Linked DNA regions of Mus musculus: region 2 is linked to region 1. A link is a loop called in an ENCODE intact Hi-C map of the cell type or tissue named here. Cell type or tissue: heart. All regions are shown on one strand.

The links. Hi-C counts contacts between places; a loop is a spot of excess contacts. Peaks named below come from ENCODE experiments on the same cell type or tissue, not always from the same donor. Only the 100,000 strongest peaks of a DNase experiment are listed, where the experiment ranks them.
Region 2: a loop joins it to region 1, with 2.7 times the contacts of the local background. A loop is called at or near these places in 2 of 42 quality-filtered maps.

The regions. Positions count from the first base shown.
Region 1 is chr2:132,259,945-132,267,944 of GRCm38, forward strand. It overlaps Cds2 (CDP-diacylglycerol synthase (phosphatidate cytidylyltransferase) 2), which reads left to right and starts at 3,204. Exons shown (of 13, transcript NM_138651.7): 1 at 3,204-3,553. The coding sequence starts at 3,500. It overlaps Gm46766 (a long non-coding RNA gene), which reads left to right and starts at 3,560. Exons shown (of 2, transcript XR_001783482.2): 1 at 3,560-3,796; 2 at 6,417-8,000. In heart, CTCF peaks have their summits at 3,015 and 3,217; DNase peaks (open chromatin) are centred at 3,187, 3,957 and 4,587; H3K4me3 peaks cover 2,228 bases; H3K27ac peaks cover 1,865 bases.
Region 2 is chr2:132,385,176-132,393,175 of GRCm38, forward strand. Prokr2 (prokineticin receptor 2) reads right to left here and starts at 272. Exons shown (of 3, transcript NM_144944.3): 1 at 81-272. In heart, a CTCF peak has its summit at 4,570 (motif pointing right); no DNase peak of the experiment used is centred here; H3K4me3 peaks cover 647 bases; H3K27ac peaks cover 537 bases; H3K27me3 peaks cover 1,243 bases.

The DNA of each region.
Region 1 (8,000 bases):
GGTTCGGTATACCTATTTAGGGAATTTGGCAATTTTCACGCCACTTCATCGTGTGTGTGTGTGTGTGTGTGTGTGTGTGTGTGTGTGTGTGAGAATATCGAGATCAGGGTTGAGGTTAGATGATGTGTTCCTATAATGCCAGCATATGGGAGGCAGAGGCAGAGGCAGGAAGATTGCATGAGTTTGAGGCTTGCCTTCACTATAGAGTCTAGAGAACTTGTTGGGAAAGGAAGAAAGAAAGAGAGAGAAAGAAAGAAAGAAAGGAAGGAAGGAAGGAAGGAAGGAAGGAAGAAAACAGGAGGTGTTTAATTATGAAGTGACATTATTAAACCCAATAATAGTAACTGCCTCTTACACTGGGTTTGTAATCAGCCTGGATATTCTGGGAGACTGGAATCCCAAGTTCTATTAATGAACACAATATTTAAAAATTAAGGAATTAACCAGGAGGTGTAATGAAGGGAAAACGTAATAAAATACACCTGAGGGCTGGAGACAATTATCGTTCAGTGGTTAAGGGCACTTGTTGCTGATGCAGAGGACTCGGGGTTGATTCTCAGCACCCCCATGATTGCTCACAACCATCTGTAACTCCAGTTCCAGGGGAATCTAAAAACCTCTTCTGATTTTGACCTCTACAGGGATCAGGCACATATACTTGGAAGAATAATAAATCTAAGAAGAAATTTTATAATGAAAAATTTACAAGAAAGAAATTTACAAAATGCCTGAGTCCTGGAAGAAAAGATTCCAGAGAAAAAACTAAATATAATGAGCAGGAAACAAACAAACAACCCAAACCAACCAACCAATCAATGAGAACCAACCAACCAACCAACCAATGAGAACCAACCAATGAGAACCAACCAATGAGAACCAACCCCAAGGAACAGAGGAAGCACATGAAGGATGACAGGAACATTTTTTACTTTTCTTTCTGCTATTGAAGGCGAGGCATTAAAGTTGAAGTGCTATTAGCATGGTTTCTAGAATGTCCGGTTAATGGAGTCCTGCTCCCTACCACACTGATTTTAGGGATGCATTTGGTTTGCGCTCAGTTAGGTTTGATGATGCTAAGTGAGAACCTTGTTCAGGCCGAGTCGGAAGGCATTATCTCACTGAGTACACACCTCATCGAGTTTCATGACTCTGATTTATATCGATTGATTTCCAGGTCTTGGTTTATTTCTGTGTGTGGGTGTTTTGTCTCTATGTGCATCTGTGCACTATGTGTGTAGCTGGTGCCCTCAGAGGCTAGACGAGGAGGTTGAATCCCCTAGGACTGTAGTCTCAGACAGTTACGGGCTCCCATGTGTGGCTGAGAATTTAGCTCAGGTCCTCTGGAAGAACAGCCAGCTCTCCTAGTCACTGAGCCATCTCTCCAGTCCTGTATTATTTTTAAAGATAATATTTTATTTTATTTTTTGTATGCATGTGACTGTATGAGTTACGTGTACACGTGTACCATGTAATTGCAGACGATCCTAGAGGCCAGAGGAGGGACTTGAGTCCCTTGGAACCAGAATTATGGGCAGTTCGTCCTGTATGGGTGCTGAGAACCAAACCTCCTTCCTCTGCAAGAGCAATAAGTGCGCCTAACCATTGAACCATTTCTCTAGCCATGTATTCTGGTCTCAAACTTGCTCCAAGGAACTTGACGCCCTTAATTATCAGAAAATAGTCACATGATATTATCACCACCCTTCACCTCTATCCTTTTTCTTTTCCTTTCCTACATAGTGATAGGGTGTTGAAAGGGTGGAAGAAGAGGGTGGAGAAGGGTAGAAGAAAGAAAAAAGCCCACAAAGTAGCCAAAGTCTGGCTTCAAAAGGTATTTATTTCTAACAGAACAAAGCAAAAACCCAAACCCAACAAAACCAGCAAACACCAGTAGAGGAACAAGAGCACCCAAGCATTTGTGCAAAGCTGTTAAATAGCAAATAAAATGCAAAGACCAGAGGGCTGAAGTTTGTCTAAGTATTTTGCTGTTAATTTGAAACATCATAACAAGAATTTGAGAATGTAAGTCTTTTTCAGAACTCTTCCTATTTTCTGAAAACTCACAGCTCTGGTCAAAATCTCTAAAAGGAACCTGACCCTTGGTGTGGAAGACTTCTTTGAGATTGCAATCTGGCTAAGGACTGGGAGCCCTGTTTTGCATGAGAACAATGCTGGAACAGCACCCATAATACTGAATTCAGGCAGCATATGTGAACATTGGTTACAGCGTGGTAACAAACGTCTGAGTTCTAATTCTTACTCGTACCCTTGTAGCTGCTGGCTAAATGCTTAAACTAGGTCAGGAATAGAGGGAGGGGCTCCATAGGAAACATTCCTTTCAGCCCAAAGGTTTTCAAAGAATTAGATGTGGGTGTTAACTTACTCACAGAAGTTGTGGTTAACAAGAGCCAAACCTGAGGGTTTTTTTTTTTTTTTGAACGATTTATTTTTATACATGAGTACACTGTAGCTGACTTCTGATACACCAGAAGAGGGCGTAAGATCTCATTACGGGTGGTTGTGAGTCACCATGTGGTTGCTGGGATTTGAACTCAGGACCTTTGGAAGAGCAGTCAGTGTTCTTACCCACTGAACCATCTCGCTAGCCCATAGGTCCTGAGTTCTACCTTCAGCACAAAACAAGACAAAAACTTAAGACAAGCAATATCTTGGATGATGTTACTTGCAGATATCATATCCATTTCTAAGTGTTTTTTGTTGTGGTTGTTTGTTTTTTGATACAGGGTCTCAGTAGCAGTGGAACAGGTTACATAGATCAGATCCACTTGCCTTTGTCTCTGGAGTGCTGTGAACAAAAAAGGTGTGTGATTGGGACGAGACTATTTCTGAGTTCGGTGCTTAGACAGAATCAGTGCTCACTAAGTTACCAGCGACCATGGCTTGGCAAGGCAAAGTGAGCTGAAACAGGTTTCACCTCCTGCTATGATGTTCAGAGGTCCACCTGGTCTCTTCGTTTGGACTCCCAAGCTGAGAGCAGCAAGTCTAGGCCGCTACGAGGCGCTGTTGTCCCCCGGTAACAGGTTACCTTCTGGACCCAGCACTCGCGCGCGGGGACTTGCGGTAGGACGCAAGGACCCCATTGGTTCACTCTGCTCTTTTTCTCCCGCCCCCTCTAGGTTTTGTCCAATGAGTGTCTCGAACTCCGCTCACGCCCCCACCCCCGCCAGGCTGCCCCGCCTCCTGGCGTCTGGGGTTCCAGGCGGAGATGGCGGCAGTGCGCGTGCGCGCTGGCTCGCAGCTTCCCGGGAGGAGGAGCGAGCGGCCGCTGGGGAAACAGCGGCTCCGCTCTCCGGGCAAGGGCGGCGGCAGCGGTGCTGGGCGGGGCCGGGCTCGGGGCTAGTGGCGCTGCTGCAGGGGCTGTGCGAGGCACGGTGGGGCTGCGAGGTGCTCGGGCCCGCCGAGAGCCCGTGCTCACTGAGCCGACCCCCGCGGCCACCGTGCTGCTCACTCGGGGTGACGTCGCGCCGGGGTCCCCAGCATGACCGAACTACGGCAGAGGGTTGTCCGCGAGGACGCACCTCCGGAGGACAAGGTAGAGGCATCGTTAAGTGCGGAGGGGCGCGCCGGCAGCCTCGCCCTCTGACCTTTATCGCGGCCCTGGGTACCAGGCCTGGGTTGCGCAGAGGGTCGGCGGGTGTCTTTTGCTTGTGGGGACAGCGGTCTGCGGGCGCGGGGAGTAGCGCGTGAGCTCTGGAGGGTCTTCGCCTTCCCTAGGCCTTCCCGATGTGGACGCTGGACACCCCACAGACCTTGCTTGGGGCCCGGAGAGCGCGATGTAGGCTCACCGCTTGCTTTACAAGTATTGCTGTTGATTGGGGAATGGGGGAGGACTCAGGCCATAGCATTTGTCTCCTGGGAGATTAAAACCTTCTTTTGAACTTGATTAAAACATTAAATCTGTTGGTTCTATCAGAGAGGAGTCTTGATCCACTCCGTGAGAGGGCGGGTTAGTGAGCAGGTGTGTGCTCCCAATGGTGGGTTTGTTTACTGCGCCAAGTGTGGGCATTGATGGGGTAAAGGAGGAAGGTAAGGAGGAGGCCATTTTGGCAGGGACACAGCCAATGTGGGGGCGCTCCTTTGGTTGAAAGTGCGAGGTTTGTGTGAAGTTGAGAAAGGTGGAGGGTGGTTGTTTTACTGTGGACATTGAATGACGGACCGTATTTGTGGTTCGGATCAGTGAGTGATGAGTAGAACCGGCTGAGGTAGCCTGGACCAGAATGATGGAGACTGGTTAAGTCAGAGATTGTCAGCTTGTGACCTGCAGAAGCTCTCGTACGTAGGCCTGCGTGCTGATACGGAAATAAGGGTTCCGTTGAAGGTCTGTTTCTAGCCTGTCTTCAATAAAGGAGGAGGATATGCCGCGTTTCCCCTGATTAATAGTTGACAGAGTTTAGTATCTTTGTTTGCTTGTTCGAGACTGGGTTTCTCTTTGTAGCCCTGGCTGTCCTGGAACTTGATCTGTAGATCAGGCTGGCCTCCATCCCAGAGATCCTTCTGAGTGCTGGGACTAAAGGCACCCCACCCCCCAATGCTGTTTAAGGAAACAGCATCAAGCCTAAGCACCCACGTTTGACATCAGAACTTTTGTTTTAGATAGAATCTCTCTAGGAAGCCCTGCTAGCTAGTTTGGACCTCCTCCACCTCTGCCTATCCTGTGCTGTATAAAGGCACTAGCCCCCTAGCCAGCTTGTACCTTTTTACTGTGTTTGAATTGGTTAGAACATCAGGAAGGAAACAAGCGTAAGCCTTAGGGTCAGTATGCCAACAGTAATTTTACTAGGAAGAATAGTTCAGATGAAAGATAAAGGGTTTAAACAACTCTGTTACAGTTGTAGACAGTGGGTCATCAGAGGAGAACTCTCTTCCTTTGGAGAAGGTCTAGGGCTGAGGTCCAGATTTGAGGAGTACCTTGCAAAGACAATACTTAGAAATCGCTAATCTTCCCCGAGGATAGTGGATTGGCCCTGAAGAAAACTGTGTTCTGAATATTCTTTGGTGGGTTTGAATGCCACCTTGTCTAATTAAGGGTGACTTGAAGGTGTGAGAAGGGGGAGAAGAAAGAAAGAAGGTCTAGCTGGGTCATGCCTGTGGTCCCAGCAGAGGCAGTGGCAGGTGGATCTCTGAATCCTCTAAACCCAGCCTGGTCTACAGAGCAAGTTCCGGGACAGCCAGGGCTACGTAGAGAAACCCAGTCTCAAACAAAACCAACCAACCAGTCGAAGTCTGATAGCTGTTGGAATACATCTTCACACAGGTATTTACTGTAACAATTAGACAAGACAAAACAACTGTGATATTAGTAGGGGCGAGGCAGCTTTTACTCTCCCCACCCAGCTCTTTGGCTCCATTCCCCAAACGTAAAGTGTCAGTTGACTCTTAACATTCACTTCCATATTTTAGGTTGAGGAGCTGTCCAGCCTTAGTAATTACAAGTGCATTTAAACCACGTGTACAGTGAAAGAACCTTGTGGTTGGTTGTGAGGTCTGCTAGGCGTATGCTCCCTAAAACATAACAGTTACGCATTCTGCTTAAAAGATTGTTGTAGGCAATCGGCCCACGCCGAGTAGTGATTACTTACTGTTTCTGAATTGTCGTGCATAGGATTTTTAATAGCATAAATACAAATATTAAAAAATAAGTATTTTTTTAATAAATGAAAAAAATTTAATTTTCTTTCTTTCTTTCTTTCTCTCTTTCTTTCTTTCTTTCTTTCTTTTTTTTTTTTGTTGTTGTTATTTTGAGACAGGGTTTCTCTGTATAGCCCTGGCTGTCCTGGAACTCACTTTGTAGACCAGGGTGGCCTCGAACTCAGAAATCCGCCTGCCTCTGCCTCCCAAGTGCTGGGATTAAAGGCATGTGCCACCACCGCCCGAAAAAATTTTTAAAAGTTATTTAAAAATTAAAAAAAATGTGCTTAGGAAACAGTGAAATGCCTTTTTTTTTTTTGATGAATATATGTAGCAAAAATTTTAAAATCTGAATTCTTTTTTTTTTTTTTTTTTTCCCTTTTTTTTTGAGACAGGGTTTCTCTGTGTAGTCCTGGCTGTCCTGGAACTCACTTTGTAGACCAGGCTGGCCTCGAACTCAGAAATCCACCTGCCCCTGCCTCCCAAGTGCTGGGATTAAAGGCGTGTGCTACCATGCTCAGCTATAAAATCTTTATTCTTTAGAAAGAGGTTTGCTGTAATTTATATTTGCATGTGTATGTGCATGTGTATATGCATGCCCTCGGAGGCCAGAAGAAGGCATTGGATCTGCTGGAGTTCCTCTTTTGGGTGCTTGTGAGCTGCCTGATATGCATACTGGGAACTGACCTCTGCTTCTGTGCAAGAGCAGCAAGCCCTCTCAGCTGTGGACCCAGCTCACCACCCAATTCTTGTGTATTGTTTACTAGGCTGGAGGAAGACTTACTGCCACAATTCTGATTTGCTAATACTGTTGTGTCACAATCCAAGGGCTCAGAGGTGAGGAAGCATACATGACTTTTAGAGAAATGAATTGTGAAATTTGAACTCCGTTACTTCATAGTACAAGAATCCAAAACATTTTTTTCTTTTCTTCTTTTTTTCCTTTTTAAAGATTTATTTATTTATTATTATATAAGTACACGGTAGCTGTCTTCAGACACACCAGAGGAGGGCACAGATCTCATTACAGATGGTTTGAGTCACCATGTGTTTGCTGGGATTTGAACTCTGGACCTCAGGAAGAGCAGTCAGTTCTCTTAGCCACTGAGCCATCTCTCCAGGGCCCTGAAGAACAATTTTCAAGGCAATTCTTCAAAGAACAATTTTGAAAGATTCCTCAAAATGTTATTATAGTTGCTAAAATGTGTTTGCAAATCTGAGTTGTTAATAGACAATCACCACTATGAAAATAATCTGAAGAATGTGTTTGTAAAAGGTCAGGAGGAATTTTGTTATATTTAGCATCTAGAATGGAATTCTCAAAGCTAGTTGCTAATAAAGGCAATGTTCTCTGGGATCTAGAGTCCCAAAGCAGTTGACAAACTAAGACCTTTGGAAGTTAAGCTTTAGGACAGGTCGCTGCTGCCTGACCATGTTTTCCCAGCACAGCCCAGGAAGCTAAAGGATGAAACCTGGACCAAAACACTAAAAACACTCGGACTGGCATTTCAGGAGACTTTTTGTTAGGGACTTAAATGGAAGGTTCTGGATTTTCTGCTGTACTTAGATGCTGATATGGTTTGAAAACATAGCATTAGTTGTTTAAGGGGTTCTATTCTAGATGGATGAAGTTAGTATAGATAGGCAGCAGGTTGTTTGCTATTTATTAACAGGGTTGTGTGCTCTAGGCTGGCCTCAGAGTTGTTATTTAGCTCATGCTGGTCTTGAATTGGAAATCCTCCTGTCTCTGTCTTCCCAGGCTTGTTATTAAAGGTATATGCCAACATGGCTAGAAAGGAGAATTCACATTTTAATTGCAGATAAATCAGAGTGTCTGTGAAATCAGCCTATCACTAGGCTCTGCCATGTTACCAGTGGTGTAAGTCAGTTGTCAAAACCTAAATCCTAAGTGGGAAAATTGAATGTGCTTCATGGATTAGTGTGTGTACAGGTTATGCACTAAGACAGAGCATGGCTGTTGTAAGAACATGTTAGCACTGTTGCTGCTGCTGGTTAAAACAGATTTTAATAAAATTTAAATTAATTTTTTTGTATGTGTTGGTGTTTTTTACTTTGTGGGAGTCTTTTTTCCACCCTTTCCACCCTTTTCTTCCACCTCTTTAACACCCTAACACTAGTTAAGAGAGAAAAAAGGATGTATGTTTGTATGTATGTATATGTAGAACCTGTGTGCCTGGTGCCCATGGAGCCAGAAGAGAGCATTGGATCCTCTGGAAGTAGAATTATTGATGGTTGAGAGCAGCCGTATGTGTGCTAGGAACTGAACCCAGGTCCCTTGCAAGAGCAAGTGCTGTTAGCCACTGAAGAATTCCTCCAGCCCCATGTATTAT
Region 2 (8,000 bases), 130 kb after region 1:
GTTCGGAGGTAGGAGGTGATCTCCTGGAACAGACGCGGAGTGCCCCCAAGTCCGCCCGCCCGCCGCAACCCGGTACTCACTTGCCTCGGTGCTTTCAGGGACGCACTCCCTGGCCGGTGGCGCCACCATAGGTGGGCGCGGCCCGGGCTCTGGGAACACTAGCTCTGGTTGAGGCTTGCCTACTTGGTGGGCGTGTGTCGCTTGGTCCTGCTCTCCTCGCATCAGTCTTTCTGGAGTTGCTGCTTCGCTCTGCAGCTCATCCAACAGCCCCGGACCCAGCCCAGGTGTCCCGCCCCTCCCGGCGCCCGACTCCGCCCCCCGAGACCCGCCTGCCTCCTAGATCTACTGAATTAGGGTCTCAGACTTCCGGGTGGTCCTTCCAAGGGTTTTGTAAGCTCTTGAACCCGTTGTGACCTCAGCAGCTGGCCATCCTTGAGACGGAGCACTGTCCTCTGCAAGCATTTGTGGCTTCCACTAAGTGTGCAGAGTTGGAGTGTGTGTGTGTGTGTGTGTGTGTGTGTGTGTGTGTGTGTATGTGTGTGTCTACAAGTTCCCAGAGCCAGCAAGTAAGGGGTGAAGCCTAGTCTTCCCTTAGAAGTGATGCAGGAGAGGCCCCCCATATGCAATCCAGACCTTAAGAGGCAAAGCTGGAAATTAGTGGTGGCATGGCTTGCCCTGCATGAAACTTCAATTCTGAGGTTCTGGTCTAAACTGGGATGATCTTTCCTGTAGTGTCCTTGGCTATTCAAAGACAATCCGAGTCTAACCTCCAGCCTATCTGAGGCTACCCAGAGCCCCTACTTTATTTCCAGAGGAGTTATTTTATTTCTCCCAGAAATAAAATTACCCCCACTAAAGCAGGAACTGTGTGCTGGCCACAGAGAACATTTTCTAAATGAGACCTGTCCGATAAGCTGACAATTTAAACTACCCATATAGAGGACTTGGAAAAGTATTTGGAATTGGTCATTCTGTGGTTCTGCCTGTCCTACCTTATGTGAAACTAACCCACTGTCCTGCCCTCCTGTATCCTCTTCGCTGCTACGATGGAGTCAGGAGGCCTGGCTTCTTTCCTCCCAGGGACAGGCTGTGGTTCGGCTGGCGCGGTGGCTGGTAAGTACATCGTCCAGACTGCAGGAAAGGCTTTGCTGTTTTGCTTTGGTTTTGTACAAAGCAAAGTGGAGTTGACTGACACTGTAGCCGGATTTCTGAACATCCTCTTTAGGTCATTCTTTCAAAGGTGCTTGCTTATCAACTTCAGCTATTGGCTTCAACTCTCCTGACCCACGTCTACCCGCACACCCCTTTATATGGGACAAACAGACCCTCTGGTGTACTCACAGCATTCTCCAAGGTAGATTTAGGTCAGGGTCTCATTCAGACAGATCAAGAAGCCCATAGTTGTCATGCTAGCAACTTGATGTCCTGATCTCAACATAATAGACTTGTCAGGGAACCAGCATGGGGTGAAGCCATGAATCTTGGGTGAGTAGGGGAATTGAAAGATTGGAGATTTCTCAGTATACAGTTGAAGACTACTTTGTGTCCTAACTTTGGCACATGAGAAGTCCTAGGAGATGAACCATAGTAACCCCTATGCTACACACACACACACACACACACACACACACACACACACACACACACGCCGCCACCACCACCACAAAGTGTGTTCCCTGGAAGGCACACCATTATTATTCAGGACATTGGAGTGGTTTAATGCCGGCACAGAATAACATCCTTCTAAAGGGCAACACTGAATTGTTGGTAAGCCTGAGATTGCCATATTGAACTCCATTAAGTCACCCCTTCCTACCACCACAGTACTTGAATAATACTGTGACTTGAATTAAGTCAGTGTACGCAGAGGAGAAAAGGCATAGGGCCTGTCCTAGTTTATTCTGTTGCTATGATAAAACACTCTGACCAAAAGCAAACCGGGGAGGAAAGGGTTAATTTGGCTAATGTTCCCTAGTTACAGTTTATCTCTAAGAGAAGTTAGAGCAAGAACTTAAGGCAGAAGCTTGAAGCAGAAACCACAGGGGAACACTGCTTCCTGGCTCATTCATAGGCTTAAGCTCATTCAGCTAGTTTTCTTGTGTAGCCTAGGCCCACCTTCCTAGGGATGGTGCCACCCATAGTGGGCTGGGCCCTCCCACAGTAAGACAATCTCTCAGAGACATGGCCATAGGCCAATAAAAGTGATTCTTTTCTGGAGTATGGCTTCCCACCATACATCCCCTGAAAATAATGGATGGCAGAGGTAAAGATTCCACTACAAAGTTACTGGTGAGGAATTGGGACACATAGCTTGATTGTGGTACCTATGTCCTTATGAAGTGTCATACTGCAGGACAGTTTCTCAGCCAATAGCAAACTCAACACAATTCAAAAATTAAAACACATAAAATGATATCATATAAAATAGCATTCTTTCCCATCCACCTTGTATGCACAGTTTTTCCTGTTTTTCCAAGGGGTATCTGTAATCTAATATATATATATTTATGGCTTCTTCACCTTTCTACTATAACATAGTCTATTGTACGGATACACTGTTGCTACCTTTTACAACCCACACTGCTGGATATGTTGGTTTGACAGGTTCAAGATGTCTGTAAAATTACAGATTAAGTTATTTCCAATTTTTTGTTCTTATAGTGTTGTGGTATTGAATGGTGTGCGTATTATAGCTCATCAGTGACCGAGTACACAGAGCATCTTTGGGTGCATGTACAAGGATATTTGTATGACAAATTCCCAGAAGTGGTATTGCTGAGTCAAAGCATAAAAGCATTTGTACAAGGCTTTGTGGTGGATCTTGTCACAAAGAGCTCCGTGGGGCTCTATTAAGCCGTCTGTTGGACAGAGGTCAAGGCCACACATTCGATTGATGAACACACGTTTGTTTAGAGAAGCAGTATTCCAAAGCAAGATTTCTCAGTAATGTTTCCTCCCCTCAGTCCTGTAGCCATGGTGACCTTTCAGTCTTTCAAAGTATGGGAGGGAGGGACTCTGTTCTTAAAAAACAAATCTATTCCATCATTTTTTTTTATGTCTGTGTGTCTCTTGTAGAATCACACTAAGAAATCAAACTAAGACTGTGCTGTTGCTATTGACACATTGGCAGGTAAACTTTGTAAGGCTGTTGAAATTAAAAGTCATTTAGCTCTGTGAGTTACTGTAGTTAGACAGATGGGGACTCCGTAGAGGTTCAAGGTTTCACACAACCCACCTGCCTTTTCAGGGTTCTGTGGAATGACTGTGTAAGACACTGGTGGGCTGGCTTTACTAAGTAGAACTCAGGCTGCCTCTCTGGCTTTATCTGCTCTGAGGGCAGGACCAAGGGACAGTGCAGAGAGTGAAGCGTAGCAGATTGCATGGCCACTAGCCATACTTCCTGTCTGTGGATGAAAGCCTGAGAGATGTTTGGGTCAGAATTTGGGATTGCCATAGAAACTGTTTCAGAAGTTTTGAGGCCCCCAGAGGAGGCAGAAGTAGGAGAGGTGGAACGAGAGAGTGGACTCCTGGGAGGATGGAGCTGGTCACCAGATGCAAAGCTAAATTCCAGCTGGGCAAACACATGCTCACCTGTAATCCCTGCACTCTGAGAGGTTGAGGTCAGAGGATCGGGAGTTCAAGCCCAGCCTAGAACACATAGTGAGAGCTTGTTATTTATTTATTTGTTTGTTTGTAAAAAAGCACTAGGCACTTAGCTCAGTGGTAGAATGCTTTCCTACTACATAAAAGGCTCTGAGTTTAGTGTACAGCACTTAAAAAGGGGGTGGAGGACCGGATTCCATAAGAGAGTTTAGCTAATGCGGTCTTCTTCGTGGTTAGGACCTTCTTTTGCTGGGATGAGAGGTAGAGGGGACAGTGTTCTAGCTATGAAGAAACACCAGTCTTTCCATCCCTGCTGACTGAACTTGGGGAAATTTTCTTTTTTATAAAGAGGCACTTCAGTATTGATTCACGTTGTGCCTCTGTCTCTGACTCTTTCTCCTCCAGGTTCAGGTGTTCATGTCACTCTTTCCTGAGCTCAAGAAAGGACACAGGCATAGCATGTGCCACAGGAGTTCTGGGGTTGTGCACAAGTCTGAGGGAAAATTTATATAATGTGGATATGTGGAATAGACAAACCTTTCTCTGCCTGGCCCCTGGGGTTGACCCCTTTGGCCTGTGCTTTCTTCCGTATGTGCAAAAATGCCAATCAAGCAAGCATAAGGATATTTGGGCTCATTTTAGGAGGGAAGGCAAGCCATTTTCACGGTGAATGGCATAAGGCTCTGGGTTAACCTGAATATTAAAAATATATATATATGGCCTTGGTTAGCATTTCTAAAGTGGAATATGGCCTTTGGTTGGGTTACTTAAAACATCTGGAGACAAAGATTTGCGTGCTTTCTAGGAACTGATTGTAGGAGATGCTTCGGGGAATGGAAGGGTAAGATGGAGAGGGGGAGGTGAACGAGAGAAAGATAAAGCAGGTGATAGAGTTAAGGAGATAATCAGAGCTCAGGTGCCCTGAGAAAGTCCGAGTCACAGCGCAGAACAAAACTTCCCTGTTCTGCCAGCAGAGGGCTAAATTGAGCCCCTGACTGAGGACTGTGAAGGTGTCGGTCAAGTCCCAAAGTGGCTCCCCTTGGATCAGAATCTTTTGTTTAGAGAAAGTAGACAGGGGCTGTGCCAGGCATTCACTTCCTTGTTGGTAAAAAGCACCTGGCAGAACGCACTTGTAAGAGGGAAGACTTATTTTTGAGCCCTAGCTTCAGAGACTTCATTTCTCAGTCAGCTGGTCTTAGGTTTCTGCGCACATGCTAAGGCAGAGCACCAGGAACGCAGGTGCCATATATATACTCCCCTTTCTAGCCCTCCCTACCTCCAATGGCAAACGTTCTCCTTGGTGTTGTAATGGTTTCCCCGATAGTGTGTCCATTTACATAAAGTGCTCTTTGCTTCATAAACTTCAAAGGTGGCACCCAAACAGGAACTTCATGCTATTTAAGGCCAGGGAATTCAATCTGCATTTGTGGTTAGGTTGCAGTGAGTTCTGAAGTGGGCATCTCCTGTTTACTTCTCAGGGTGATTCACACTGTGATCTGTCTGAGGCCATTTGGTGGTCTCCAGTTTTCCAGGCAAAAGACTAGGCTTCTCTTAGTGATTCTGGTTGTTTTATTCTTTTCTTTCTACCATCTGTCTGTCTGTCTGTCTGTCTGTCTGTCTGTCTGCCTGCCTGCCTATCTATCTATCTATCTATCTATCTATCTATCTATCTATCTATCTATCTATCTATCTATCTATGAACCTCTCTATCTGGCTGACTCAGGGTCTCACTATATGGTCCTGCTGTTCTGGAATTTACTACGTAGACCAGAGATCCACCTGTCTCTGCCTCTGGCTCCTGGATGCTGGGATTAAAGGCATGCACTATCACATTCAACCTTCTTGCTTGTTTTTCTTGAAGCTGAATGAGCTTCCCAAAGAGACAACTACTTCCTGCGTCTTTCTTTTGCCAGCAGGAATTTAATACTCCAGGGAATCACGGGTAACTAGATGTAGTGTCATACCCTCACCACCAAGGCCACAGCAGTGCCTTCTAGCAGCTGACAGTCACTCAAATCTATTACCCAAGTTATGATTTCTCCCTAAGTGCTTTTAGCCTTGCTTTAAATACTATTATTAACACAAGTGGCATATCAAGGCAGGCGGGCTCTGCACGAAGGCAATTCTTGTAACAAAAACCTGGTTAGCATCCAGATTTTTTTGGATGTGTGAATAAAAAAAACTGGAAGTGGAAATTACCATGTGTTGGAGCAATTATCCCCAGGTGCTGGCATGGTGGAAGAATTGTAAGTGTGTATATTTTGAAGGTGACACAGGAGACATAGATTATGTGTGTAACAAAGAACACGGGCGCACTTATGCAAGCAAAAAGTTATGTAGATATTTGGTAACGCGGAAAAAAACAGCACTTTGTTTTGACACATTCAACGCGTTTGAAAAGCTAATTGGAGTATGAACCAAGCCAATAAAATGGTTTTGCCCCAGAGTTTTCTTCCGTGCGCTGCTCTTCATGAGCTGAGGGTGGAACTCAGGGTTTTCCACACACCAGGCTGTGCGATTCTGCTTGCTGGACAGGCCCTCCACAGATGTTTTCTAATAACCAAACAGCTGGTTTAAAGCCACCTGATCTTTGCACTGCTTTACACTTGAAGTAACCCATGTCAGGACTTTAAAAGTAAATCTAACAAAGCAAAATGACCATTCTTGGAAGATGAGAGCAAGACAACCTGACAAAGTTGTAAAACGTCTCACCAAAGTAAAGGAGCCTTTTATGGTTTACGCCTCAATTAAAAAAAAAAAGTAGCCCCCCAAATAAAAAGCAGCTCTGAGAAAGAAAATATAACTTAAGATATCTTGAAAAGACAAGGTGAATACAGGTTCAAAAATAACTAAAATACATTTCTCTAAGGCTACCTAGGATTAGGCTGTAAAGAATCCTAGCATTTCAAGTTTATCACTAGTTACTAGATATCAATTTACAAGTAAGGTGTTCATTTTTGTGTTCTTTTATCAAGAGAAAAATCTACCTTCAGACTGTGAGGGTAGTGATGGCGAAGGGGAGAGACTAGAATACAAGATTCACATAACCCCATGCAGTCTCACAGTTTTCAAGTGGAAGAACCCCCGACTGCACTGGAAGTTTCCATCACTAAGACACTTTCCACCGAGATGATTTTAAGTACAAATGTACGGCACCAAGGGTCAGGCCTAATAAAGGCCTGAGGACCGAGTCCTTGTTTTCTGGAAGAAAGCCCTCAAAAGTCCCACTCAATTTCAGGTAACAATGTTTTTAAAGACTAATTTAATGAGGTTTTAATTTCCATTGTTTTTTTTTTTTTCTTCTAATCTTAAAGACTAAAGTTTAGTCAATCCCCAGAAGACATTGTTTTCCTTTGCAACAAAGAATCCACAAAGACCTCTTTGGAAGAACCAACCAGCTGATCGTTGCCCTCCGACTGTGGACAACAGAAGGAAGGATTTGCCTGCTAGTATACTGTTACTTGTAAACTGACCTGCTGAAGAAACTCTGTTGCCCGCTTTGCAAAAGCTCAAGGTATATCTAGGGTTTCCTGGTTGACTGAGCACATGGGGTGAGCGCAGTCTTAGTTCAGGATGGCCTGATTGTGTAGGTTTACAGTCTGTGCGCTGCTGGCTAAGTGTGATAGCATCCGCAGTTCTGTGTATGTCCTGTGGGCTCCTGTTAGTTACTGAACTCTTAAAATGGGTATCGTGATGTTACAACATTGTTTTATGCCAATTTTATAAACCTTAACAGTGCAATATGTGTTACTTTTCTGAGGCAAACCAAAGGTATATTTCTCAAGGTTCTGCTGCCTTCAGCAACATTTGATGGAGGATTTTTTTTATACATTTGTAATAGAGGTGAAACAGATTGCAGTTTGTTTTTTTGTTATTTTTTTTTCTTAATTGTAAACCATGTACCAAGTTTCTAGTCAAGATTGTGTAGGATAAGTTAAACACAATTACATTCTATTAACCAATATGAGTGTATTTCTTTTTTTCTTTTTTTAAAGATTTATAGCTGTCTTCAGAAACCCCAGAAGAGGGCATCCGATCTCATTACAGATGGTTGTGAGCCACCATGTGGTTGCTGGGATTTGAACTCAGGACCTTTGGAAGAGCAATCAGTGCTCTTAACCACTGAGCCATCTCTCCAGCCCATGAGTATATTTCTTATGCATATAGTTACATTGAAATAAAGTTCTAAAGTTGTTTTTTTTTTTTTAAAGCCATATGATCAAACTAACAGGAGGGCTAGCTTGAGGAGTTACATTGATAACTTCATCACGTCTGGAGTCTCCATCAGTGAGGGAGCGTAAGGGGAAACTATGGTGGCTAACCAGGCACATCACTTGGAGAACCTACCTTAAAGGCTCCTGGATGCAACTTTAAAAAAAAATTAAATTATGTGCATG